2 separate regions of the Mus musculus genome follow, and region 2 is linked to region 1. A link is a loop called in an ENCODE intact Hi-C map of the cell type or tissue named here. Cell type or tissue: heart. All regions are shown on one strand. Each heading gives the region's core, and the rest is flanking DNA. Links, peaks and the distances in the headings are about the cores only. Region 1 overlaps Plcb1 (phospholipase C, beta 1). Region 2 overlaps Plcb1 (phospholipase C, beta 1).

Region 1 (5,387 bases), core at 238-5,237:
GAGCCTAGGATTGCCCGGGTGCAGATCTACCCTTTGAACTGAGGCTTTCAGAGGGCAGGGAGGGAGCTCTACTGCATTTCATGAGTGCACTGCTCTGTGGTTCTGACCACAACACAAAGGAGGCAAAGTCTTTTAGATCCTTGACCATGATGTCTAAGTTAAATGGATCCTGACTTTACAGATGCAAAGCCTTCACTCTCCTTAATCCCATCTACTCCAAAGCACAAAGGCAGTCCCAGCTGTGTGTTCTCCCAAACTTTCTGAGAAGGAACACAGAACCATCCTATCGTTTCAAGTGTCATGAGACTGTCCATCCATCATGGGAACCCTGCTCTGCAGACTTCTGGAAGCACAAGCAGGAAACAACACTTTCCTCCTCCTAAGCTTTCAGATCATCCTGGGATTATACGTCTTTGCCATTATAACCAATTCCAGCAGTTCTTAAGTTAGATGCACAGTCCGTGGTTTTAAAATCAAAATGTTTGTGACCTGGCATCAGGTATCTGGCAAAGAAAGCAGTTGTGTGGACAGCCTGGACCAGGGAGGGCCTCTTCTTTGAGTATGTGGAGATTGGTCTGCTTGTTGTTTTCTTCTGTACTTAGGGTCAGACTTAGGATGCAGACATGCTAGTTAAGTGCTTTACCTCTGAGCTACACCACCCAGATCACTTTCTCAATTTGAGACTATGCCTCAAAAGCTTCCCAGGCAGGTCACGGAGTTGAGATTTCCTATGTTAACCTCCTAAGTAGCCAGCATCACAGACTTGTGCCACCAGGTGGAAAATTCTTTTAAATTACTGCAATCAAGATAAACATTTGGTTTTCTGGTAGGGAGACTGTAGTAGGTGGCATCACTGTCTAGGAGGAAATATGATTCAACTTCCATTTGCATCTCCCTACTTGATGCCTTACTTGGGAGTTCCTGGAAGTTAGGACTTTCCTATAGCATCCTCAAACACAGTGGATGATGGATGCCCAACATACTAATACAATGTTTGCCCCACTACTGAGCTCTGCTTATGCACAGTGAGAACAGAGCTTCTCTGAATGCCTTTTCCTCCTTCTCAGTCCTGTGGCCTTTCTACTGCTTCCAAGGATTACATCTCAAATGTTTTTGGACTCCAATTTATGTTTTTCAGAGTTAGTTCCTAAGGAAATGTAGAAAAGAACATATAGGAACATGAGTATACAGCATACAGTATACAGAAATGGTTCATTTTCTACATGTTAGCTGCAGTATTGGGTAACGCAGTTGATTTTTATCTCTTGTCCAAAATTAAGTCTTGTTCCTAAGTCTGGAGATTTTATATATATTTAAAACTGGAGTTCTAAAGATTGCAAGGGTTTGGAATTAAGACCTAGCTCCCAGAATTGCTGAAGTCTCTTAAAGAAATCCTCAGTTATCTCTGGCTTCCATTTGATAGCCATCTAGTTCCTCAGTTGGGTGTTAACATGGACTATCCAGTCTTGTTTCCTTGTGATCATGTGTCTTAGTTAGGGCTTTACTGCTGTGAACAGACACCATGACCAAGGCAACTCTTATAAAGGACAACATTTAATTGGAGCTGGCTTACAGGTTCAGAGGTTTAGTCAATTATTATCAAGGTGGGAGCATGGCAGTGTCTAGGCAGGCATGGAGCAGGAGGACCTAAGAGTTCTACATCTTCATCTGAAGGCCGCTAGGGTTTCATTGCCCACCCTAACAGCAACATACTTCTTCCAACAAGGCCACACCTCCTAATAGTGCCACTCCATGGGACAAGCATATTCAAGCCACCATATCACGACTTGTCTGTTCCATACATTCTGTGTGTGTTCCTCCTTTTTGGTGTGAATGATACTCTGGGGATTGCAGGGCTGGGGACAAACTGCCTGTGGCTCAGCATAGGTCAGCTTGCCTAGCTGTTTCTCTTTCTGAACAGTGAAAATAGAGCCTTCTCTCTGCAACTGAAACAGAGTCCCATCTCTCTACAGCGGAAAGGTGGGAGGTGTAACAGCGGCGACTGTCATCACCATATCCTGATAGTAAGTTTCGTGGAAGGGAAAAGAGCTATTTGTATAGTCTGAAGACTTTACACATGAAATGGCAGGTCATCTTAGGAAAGTTTTTGTGATGAGGGAAGAACCCAGAAGACACAGCGTACCGTAGGTGTCTTGGCCTACCAGGGTCCCTTTCCTTCCTTGAGGCTGCCATTCGCCTTTGCCTTTTACTATTTTTACATTTCCTGTATGGCTATTTTCTGAACAGAAAGAATTTTCGTTGTGACAAGACAAGGCTGTGAGTTTCTGGCTAGTGTCTAGCTGCTGAGCAAACACTGAGGTCATCAAAGGAAAGGCCAGAGAAGGAAAACACAGGCTTCCTGGGCTAGGCCTCTGCTTCCCCTATTAGTCCAGGCCTTCTGGGAATGAAGGAAAAGCAACAAGAGAAAGAAGGTGCTGGAAGTTACCCGGTGTACCAGGCAACAGTAGGCATACCATGGCTGTCCCAGCAAAAGGGGGGGGGTCTTAGTTCATTTATTTGCTTTTGTTCCCCCCCCCCCATTCTTAGCCCATTTCAAATACTTCAGAGAGGTCTGTGAAGATAAGAGTCTCAGAGTGAAGAGCAGTTTTCAATGCACAGAGGAAGGACAGTGCCATTCCTCCCTAACCTTCCACAGGGGCTAGAAAGTCAATAGGTGGAATTTAAGTAGGATTCTAATCAATACAATGCTAGGGCAGCTTTCAGCGGCTTCCTCGGTCGCAGTAAATTAAGACATGAAAGAATTAGCTAAGGCATATAGTTTTCATTTGACTTTGTCTTGGGAGAAGTTGGCTTTGTTCCTTCGTTTTAGTTCTGTCTTTCCCGCAGGTGCTGTGTGGGTAATCTATGCACACACCTTAATTGTGAGGCAGATCTTTAAACCGGTCAATATTTCCTGCAGATGAGCAGTTTTACAACTGAACATCTTGTATCTCCTGGGGTTTGAGCCACAGCACCTGCAGGAGCAGGCAGCAGCCTGCAGAAGACACAGGGGAAGGGAGGGCTGTCACCACACACTTCTAGGACACACTAGCTTCTTTTCTTGTAATCCTAATAGTGCTTTTGGCAGTTTTATTCCCTCTACACACGGTTTTCTTGTAATACTTTGTTAAAAGAAACCCAGAGAAAGCAGTACTCTGGCAAGGGCAAATTTGAGAACCAAGGCTATAGATGCAATGTTGACACACAACGTCAGCACTGTATCTCTTTTCTAAGAACTGCTGTTGGGAGAGCCCACATGGGACTCTAGAGCAGCTCAGGGCAAGAGGGAGAATAGAAGGAGCCTCAGTCACAGTAGAGTTTCTTTCTTACTTGTTCCTTCTGTGATCTGAGAGTTAAATGCTAAATGGCTAAGTCCCTCAGTGACAAGAACCCCTGGTGCAAGCATCAGGATTAGTAACAAGGGAGATGCTGGGAGAAGGTAGGGCATGTACTTCAGGGTTGAGCTACAGTTCCCAGGGATTTCAGGATGGCTATGAATGCATTGAGAGGAATTTCTGCAGTGTTATGGCGGATGTTGCTGACTAGGCTTGGAAAGTGTGTGGCAAGGGAAATGAGAGGAACACCCATGTCACTAAACTGCAGGTGTCATCTAATTTCACAGGAGAACAACCCAAGGATGGAGCAAGGAGGGCTTCATTCCTTGGTGGAGTTTACTTGCTTAAGTCTGCCATGATGTCAAACATTTTCCTAAACTCCAACAAGACATTTGATTTTTCAAGTATGCACACGGCGATAGTAATAGTAGTAGTAGTAGTAGTAGTAGTAGTAGTAATAATAATAATAATAATAATAACAACAACAATAATAATAACAATGAAAACAAATTTTTGGGATAGTGTTTCAAGTAGCACTGATGAACTTAGACCCTCTATGTATCCATACGTGACCCTCAATTCTCTGTCCTTTGTTTCCACTTCCCAAGTGCTGGAATTATAAGAGTGTACCACTCTCCCTGGTTTATATGGTGCTGGGATGAAACCCAGGGCTTTATGCATGCTGGGCTAGCTCTTTACCAACTGGTGTTATAACCCTAGCCCACCCTTATGATGTCTGCCAGCACATCACTAATGTTTAATCTTCCTAAGTGGATCTTGTCACCCTCTGATCAGCGTGCCTTCCGTTTGCTCTTCACCAGTTCACTGATCTATGACTGCACTCTCTGCTTCCATTCGTCACTTTTTAGATTGTTTTCCTCAGTGAAATCATGCAGTTTTGGAGGAAGGACAATTCTCAATCACATCTTCGGAGCTCCTGGATTCACATGCTCACAGCCACTGCAAACCCTGACTCTTGGCTTGTTGGATAAGCACACCCATTTCTGTGTTTCAGTTCAATTTACATTTCTGTTGCTTTCCATTGAAGGAGCATGATATCATGTGTGATGGTCAGAATCTGGTCATACTGCCTTCTTCCTGGGATTAATAATGTTCCACTATAGTTGGACTGCGTAGGGATTTAAAATAAAACAATATTGCAAACACAATTTAGTTATTCCTCCTGATACAGGCATGTTACCTTGTTTCTACTTTATGGAAAATTCTTGGTGTACCTGAACTTGTAATGCTTGCTTAAAACAAAAATTTTGCACATCGTAATTTTGAGTTTATTTCAACTCTTAAAGCATTAACTCCCTAGGTACTGATCCAAACACTAAGGGGAATTACGTACTGTATTAGTCAGGGTTCTCTAGAGTCACAGAACTTACGGACAGTCTCTAGATAGTAAAGGAATTTATTGATGACTTACAGTTGGCAGCCCAATTCCCAACAATGATTCAGTCGCAGCTGTGAATGGAAGTCCAAGGATCTAGCAGTTACTCAGTCTCACGCAGCAAGCAGGCAAAGGAACAAGAGCAAGAGCTAGACTCCCTTCTTCCAATGTCCTTATATTGTCTCCAGCAAAAGGTGTAGCCCAGATTAAAGGTGTGTTCCACCACACCTTTAATCCCAGATGAAAGGCATAGCCCAGATTAAAGGTGTGTTCCTTAACTCGGAGATTCAATCTTCTGGAATCCATAGCCACTATGGCTCAAGATCTTCAAACCAAGATCCAGATAAGGATCTCCAAGCCTCCAGATAAGGGTCACTGGTGAGCCTTCCAATTCCGGATTGTAGTTCATTCCAAATATTGTCAAGTTGACAACCAGGAATAGCCACTACACGTACCTTCAGTTTTACAATTTAATGGCAATAAGCCATTTAGAACATGTAGTACATATAAAATATAGTACATATAGTTATATAGTACAGTTTATCAGTAATTCATGAGGAAGACTTGGTGATGATGAAGAGTGGAGCTTGAAGCACCTGCTAATACTGTGTTCTGCTATATTAGTTCAATTATTCAACAAATACATACATACATAT
Region 2 (5,387 bases), core at 69-5,068, 260 kb after region 1:
GTAACTCTAGCTCCAAAAGATAAAATACTTCTGGTTACCTTTAGCACCTGCATTCCTTTACACATGCACATGCATGTATGTACACACCTGCACGCAGAGTTAACCTTAAAAATCAGTAACTAAATAAAGGTAGACTGTTCATAAATTGATACATAAGTGGTCACAGAATACACACCAAATTCAATAAAGTTAAATACACTGTATATATTTTAATTACAAACATGCTAGTAAAAGGAGTAAACAGGCTGCCCTATGTCACTATAGCACATCCACCAGAAAGGTATAAATTGCAAACTTTGGGTAAGGATGTATAAAACCTGATCTGATCGATTTCCTACTCTTACTGAAGTATAAATTAAGGGAATTCTTTTACAAAAATACTTGGCCCTAATCAACACAGAATTCATTGACTTGGCAATTATATGCCTGTACATGTGTTCTTGGCAGGAAGCATGAGGAAGAATACTAAAATCATATATAGCATGGTCTTCTCGTGGCTGTTGTGAGACTGCCACCCACTCAGTGGCTTAAAGTAACAGAAGTTTATTTTTATAATTCTGGGGCCTACTTGTCATACCACAAAGTTGAAATCTATCTAAACAAATGAAAATAGTCAGACACAGAAAAGTAATAAGAATTTATGTCAAATTATTGGCTTATTAATTCTATTATTTGTAGATGTCAAGTGAATAGATCCATCTTTTGCCTTTGACATAAATAGGAATGCACTAGGTCAAAAACATCTTCCATCACCCTCTCTCCTATTCCTCAGCATTATCTTTCTCATAGCTCTATCACTCTCTTAAATGACTATTCATGTATATATTCCTTATTGCCAATGTCTTCCTTAATAGCCTTGAAGATCCATATGGTCGAATTCATATCTGCCTGTCCTACAAGATATGGAATTGGGTTCTTAAGTTTAATATTCACAGGGGGCTGTGATCTCTATATGTATGTCTATCTACATTGTGACATATGCCATACAAAGCCTGAAACATGGCAAACTCCCAGCAGTCTATTCAATTCTGTGCGGTCCATAATTGTGGCAAGAATCTTTACATGTAGACAGCTGAATGCTATCACAGGAAACTACTTCCTAGTCCTGCAAGAGTCCTGATATGCCTTGCTTCACAGGTCAACCATCATACCCATGTATTCTTATGGCTTCTGCTGATTTACTGGGACCTTATAGCAACTGGGTGTGCCAGTGATCTCTCTCCATCAATGTATGTATCACTAAAATGCTACTTGACTCTAAAAAACATTCAGAATCTTTTCAGTACCCAACACTGTAGAAAAATACTCATAACTAGATTTTTTGATAGTAAATCAAAATAATATAGCTTATATTTGGAGTCTTTAATCAAACTAGAACACGAATCATGAAAATTAGTAATGAAACTACATGACTATCAACAGTAGAAAAACAAAAATACCATATTGCTAGATAGCTAGATATCCACAACTCTTCAGTGTCTTGAACAGGCAGCGATGTGTGTGGCATCAGCAGACAGAATGACGAATGTGAGGTAATTTGTCTCACATGTCACAGCTGGGTAGTGGCACGGCTGAAAATAGACTCTTTTAACAGTTGACTTTTTAACAGTGTGATTTCAGCTACTTAGAAAAAATGCTAATAAGCCTAGGGGTGTAACATTACACAAAGCTAAGAATCACCATTCCAAGAAAGTGCCGCGTTCACTCACCTCCAGATTCACATGCAGGATCATCACTTTCAACCAAGCAGTATAATAAAACCAAGCATCTGATTTTAAACGTAAGAAACCTGGTCCAAAGATGCAAGGTATTGTAATTCATAATTTTCAATGGCTCAGAGCTGTGGTTCTCAATCTGTGAGTCATAACCTCCTTGGGGGTTAAAGACCCTTTCACAGGGGTTGCCTAAGACCATCAGAAAACACAGATATTTACACAGATATTATTCATAACAGTAGCAAAATCACAGTTATGAAGTAGCAATGAAATAGTGTTATATTTGGGGTCACCACAACATGAGAAACTGTATTAAAGAATAGTGGCATAAAGAAGATTGACAACCACTGGCTTAGAGCATCCATTTCAGGTTTTCATAAACCTGTTCATTCACAAAGGCTCCATAGCACACCGAGCTTTGCTATAAGTGTCTTATATCCACAGGACACAATTTTCACAACTAATGAGCCAGTGCTGATTCACTGTCTTCTACCTATAGTCCATGTGTTTCCTCAATTTGAACCCAATGCCCCTTATAGGTCTCAGAGTCCCATGCAGGAAGCTATCACCTTTAGCCTTTATCATATCTACCTGGGCATCTCCATACTGTGCTTTTCAGTGAGGGATTAGTGTTTCCCTTGAGGAAGAACAATTCTAAGATTCTTAGACAACGTAGCAGGAGAAAGGATAAGAGGTCAGAAAGAGAATTAGCTTTCTGTGGCCTTCCAATGGCTTTCAGTTCCAAGTACTCAGCATGACCAGGCACACTTTAAGGGATTGCTTTCTGAGGTGGAGATATGAATGGCCCACCATTATGGAGCATTCCAACAATTAGGTAAAATAGTTAAAAATAATACTGAGATCATAGACGACAACAACAACAACAACAACAACAACAACAACAACAACAACAATCTGCTGCAGCAGGAGCAGCCGCAGCAGGCAGTGATTATTTTCTAAGTTGATCTCTGTGACCCACATGGTGAAAAGAAAGAACAGACTTCTACAAGTTGCCTTGTGATTTCCACATGATTTTTGTAGTATATGAACACACACAAATAAATGAATAAATAGATATATAAATAAATAAATAGTTGAAAATTATAATATCGAAAAATAGTAATGGTGAGTTTAATTTATATGATTCTAAATTCTATAACAGTTTTGGACATCTGGCTTTGTGAACTGACACTATTAATAGCAAAGATACAAATGCAAATGTTTCTGGCTACTGGAGGCCCAGGTTCTAGGTGGCTCTAACTTTGTGGAAGCCATCTTCTGGAAGAAAAAGATTAACTGCAAAAATAGCCTCAACTCCCACTTTTCATATTATCCAGTCATTTCATCACTGTGATTTGGTGAGTCTTTGTACTACCGGGTAATCTATTTTGCCCCTCCAATCTAAGGCAAACTAGAAACGTGCCTTGGCATTGAGAATGCTGCATAATTGATGGAGTACCTTTTTGGATGGAGGCACCTTAAGAGACCTTAGTGTTTTATCTTCTTTCCCCGCAAGAACATGATTGGGCTGGGTCAATTATAAAGGAATGTGGATCACTTACAGAGCAGTAGAGGCAATTCTTGACCTGCCTTGAGCTAGCTGACCCCAAAACAGATCCCAAGAGATCCCAGCCCAAAATCAGAGGAGCAACTTCTTCAACTCACAGCTCAGTAGACACACAGGAGCTGGGCCTGATGTAGAAGTACTCATAGCTCATCAGTACTGCAAATATTTGTGACTTCACGTCCCCAAGTCTCAGGATAGCTGTTGCAGCTTGTGAAGAACTCTAAGTTCTACCCTCTAGCATGAGCACTAAACACTGACAACTCATGATTTGAACATTCCTTGTCTACTAAGAGAATATTTCCACATTTCAGAGAATAAATACAGAGCTGCCAGGGATCAGAATTTGAGGAAAATATACAGCTTTCCAAAAATATGTAATTGAACCACAAAAATCTTCAAGAAACAGGTTTTGGTATATTATTTGTAACTCAAAGCAGTCATAATTACTAATAAATGTCATTTTAAGTGCCTGAATCATGTTTCAAAAATATACAATCTGTACTCAATCTAGGTTGTAAAGGATGAAGATATAATTTAGATAACTCTGTCCATAATATTTCTGAAAATGGAATGTTTAAAGGATTTTAATATTTTCATAGAAACTTCAAACCATACAGCACTGTACTAGACCACAGACCCTTTTGATATAATGCACCCTTTAATTCTATGCTGCACTAGAAAACTGCTATCTCCCCCACTGTATTAGCTACTCGAGGAGCATGTTTGTTTGTGTTTTTCAAGGTAAATGAGAGAAAAGTAAAATAACCTTGGAAACTATTTCTTTCAGCCTTTACCTTACTGCTTTTTAATCTCATATTTTCATGTCAGCAACTAGATATGGAAGGAAACATTGGGGAAAATGTCAGAATGGATGTATTAGTGATTGCACATAATAGAAAACTGAGCATCTCTGACTTTTGATATAGATATGCAAATATGTGGTCCAAACTCTAAAATAAAAAAACTCACACCACAGGGATTCATTCCAAAAATTCACAATACCACCCATTGCTTTCAGTGCGAGTTAGCTGTCAATATTCTTGATAATATAACCTGCCTACAAAGAAAGAAAACAAAATCTCTGTCACATATTTTACTGGTAAATAAGAAAAATATTTTAGATATGTAAACAGCTACACATGAGCCCTAAAAAGACTTTTGAAAAGCTACTTTAACTAACATAGGCAATGTTTATGGCACAAAGGAAATTATGCATAAGTCATCCTTCTCAATGAAAAAGCAAGAACGGTCTTGGTGTCTAGTAGGCCGGGCATTCAAATTTTACATAAGACATGAATAGATTCCACTAAACCCCCTTCCTGGCTGGGTTAACATCCGAGGGTACTGGATGTTGACAGGCAAAGCCATTCTAGGTGTTGAATAAAATTAATCTTCTCTTTGATTCTCGATCACCTGTGTGTCTCACCAGACATCACTTATGTTCATATACAGGTTGGTTTCTGGACAACAATCACTACATTGAAATGCCACATGGTGATGCCATGACCATCTTCTTTTTTTTTTTTTTTTTTTTTTTTTTTTTTTTTGGTTTTTGGTTTTTCGAGACAGGGTTTCTCTGTATAGCCCTGGCTGTCCTGGAACTCACTTTGTAGACCAGGCTGGCCTCAAATTCAGAAATCTGCCTGTCTCTACCTCCCGAGAGCGCTAGGATTAAAGGCGTGCACCACCACTCCCGGCCATGACCATCTTCTAATTTAGCCAATCCAATGCACAGCTCACTGGGCAAACTTATTATCTTATAAAACAAATTTTAACATCTTCTAAATCACTTCTATGTTTCATTGCTGGAATTCACTATACTTACATCATATTACATTGTTTCTTATATTTCCTCCTGCTCTTTTGTTTCATGTGTAAGGACCACTAACAGCAGCACTTCCTCTTATTTATTCTTTAATATTATATGACACTAACTGCAAGATCTTTTTATGGAAGATGTTCACTATGCTTTTAACTGAATTAGATCCAATCACAAATTTGACTTCTCATAACATATAATTACATGCAATATTGATTAATTCTTAAGAAAATACACATGGATAAGAATTTTACCAAGTTGTCAAAGTATGTAAAATTAAGTTCCA

Evidence for each region. A loop is a pair of places that touch in the nucleus more often than their neighbours do. Peaks named below come from ENCODE experiments on the same cell type or tissue, not always from the same donor. Only the 100,000 strongest peaks of a DNase experiment are listed, where the experiment ranks them.
Region 2: a loop joins it to region 1, with 1.8 times the contacts of the local background. A loop is called at or near these places in 2 of 42 quality-filtered maps.

Annotation. Positions count from the first base shown.
Region 1 is chr2:135,272,061-135,277,447 of GRCm38, reverse strand. The region is part of intron 9 of Plcb1 (phospholipase C, beta 1); the gene reads right to left. Among named protein-coding and RNA genes, the nearest start is that of 4930545L23Rik, 59 kb to the right of the region's middle. In heart, for the core only: no CTCF peak of the experiment used is centred there; no DNase peak of the experiment used is centred there; H3K27ac peaks cover 1,116 bases.
Region 2 is chr2:135,011,875-135,017,261 of GRCm38, reverse strand. All of the region lies in intron 3 of Plcb1 (phospholipase C, beta 1), which reads right to left. Among named protein-coding and RNA genes, the nearest start is that of Gm39941, 97 kb to the right of the region's middle. In heart, for the core only: no CTCF peak of the experiment used is centred there; no DNase peak of the experiment used is centred there.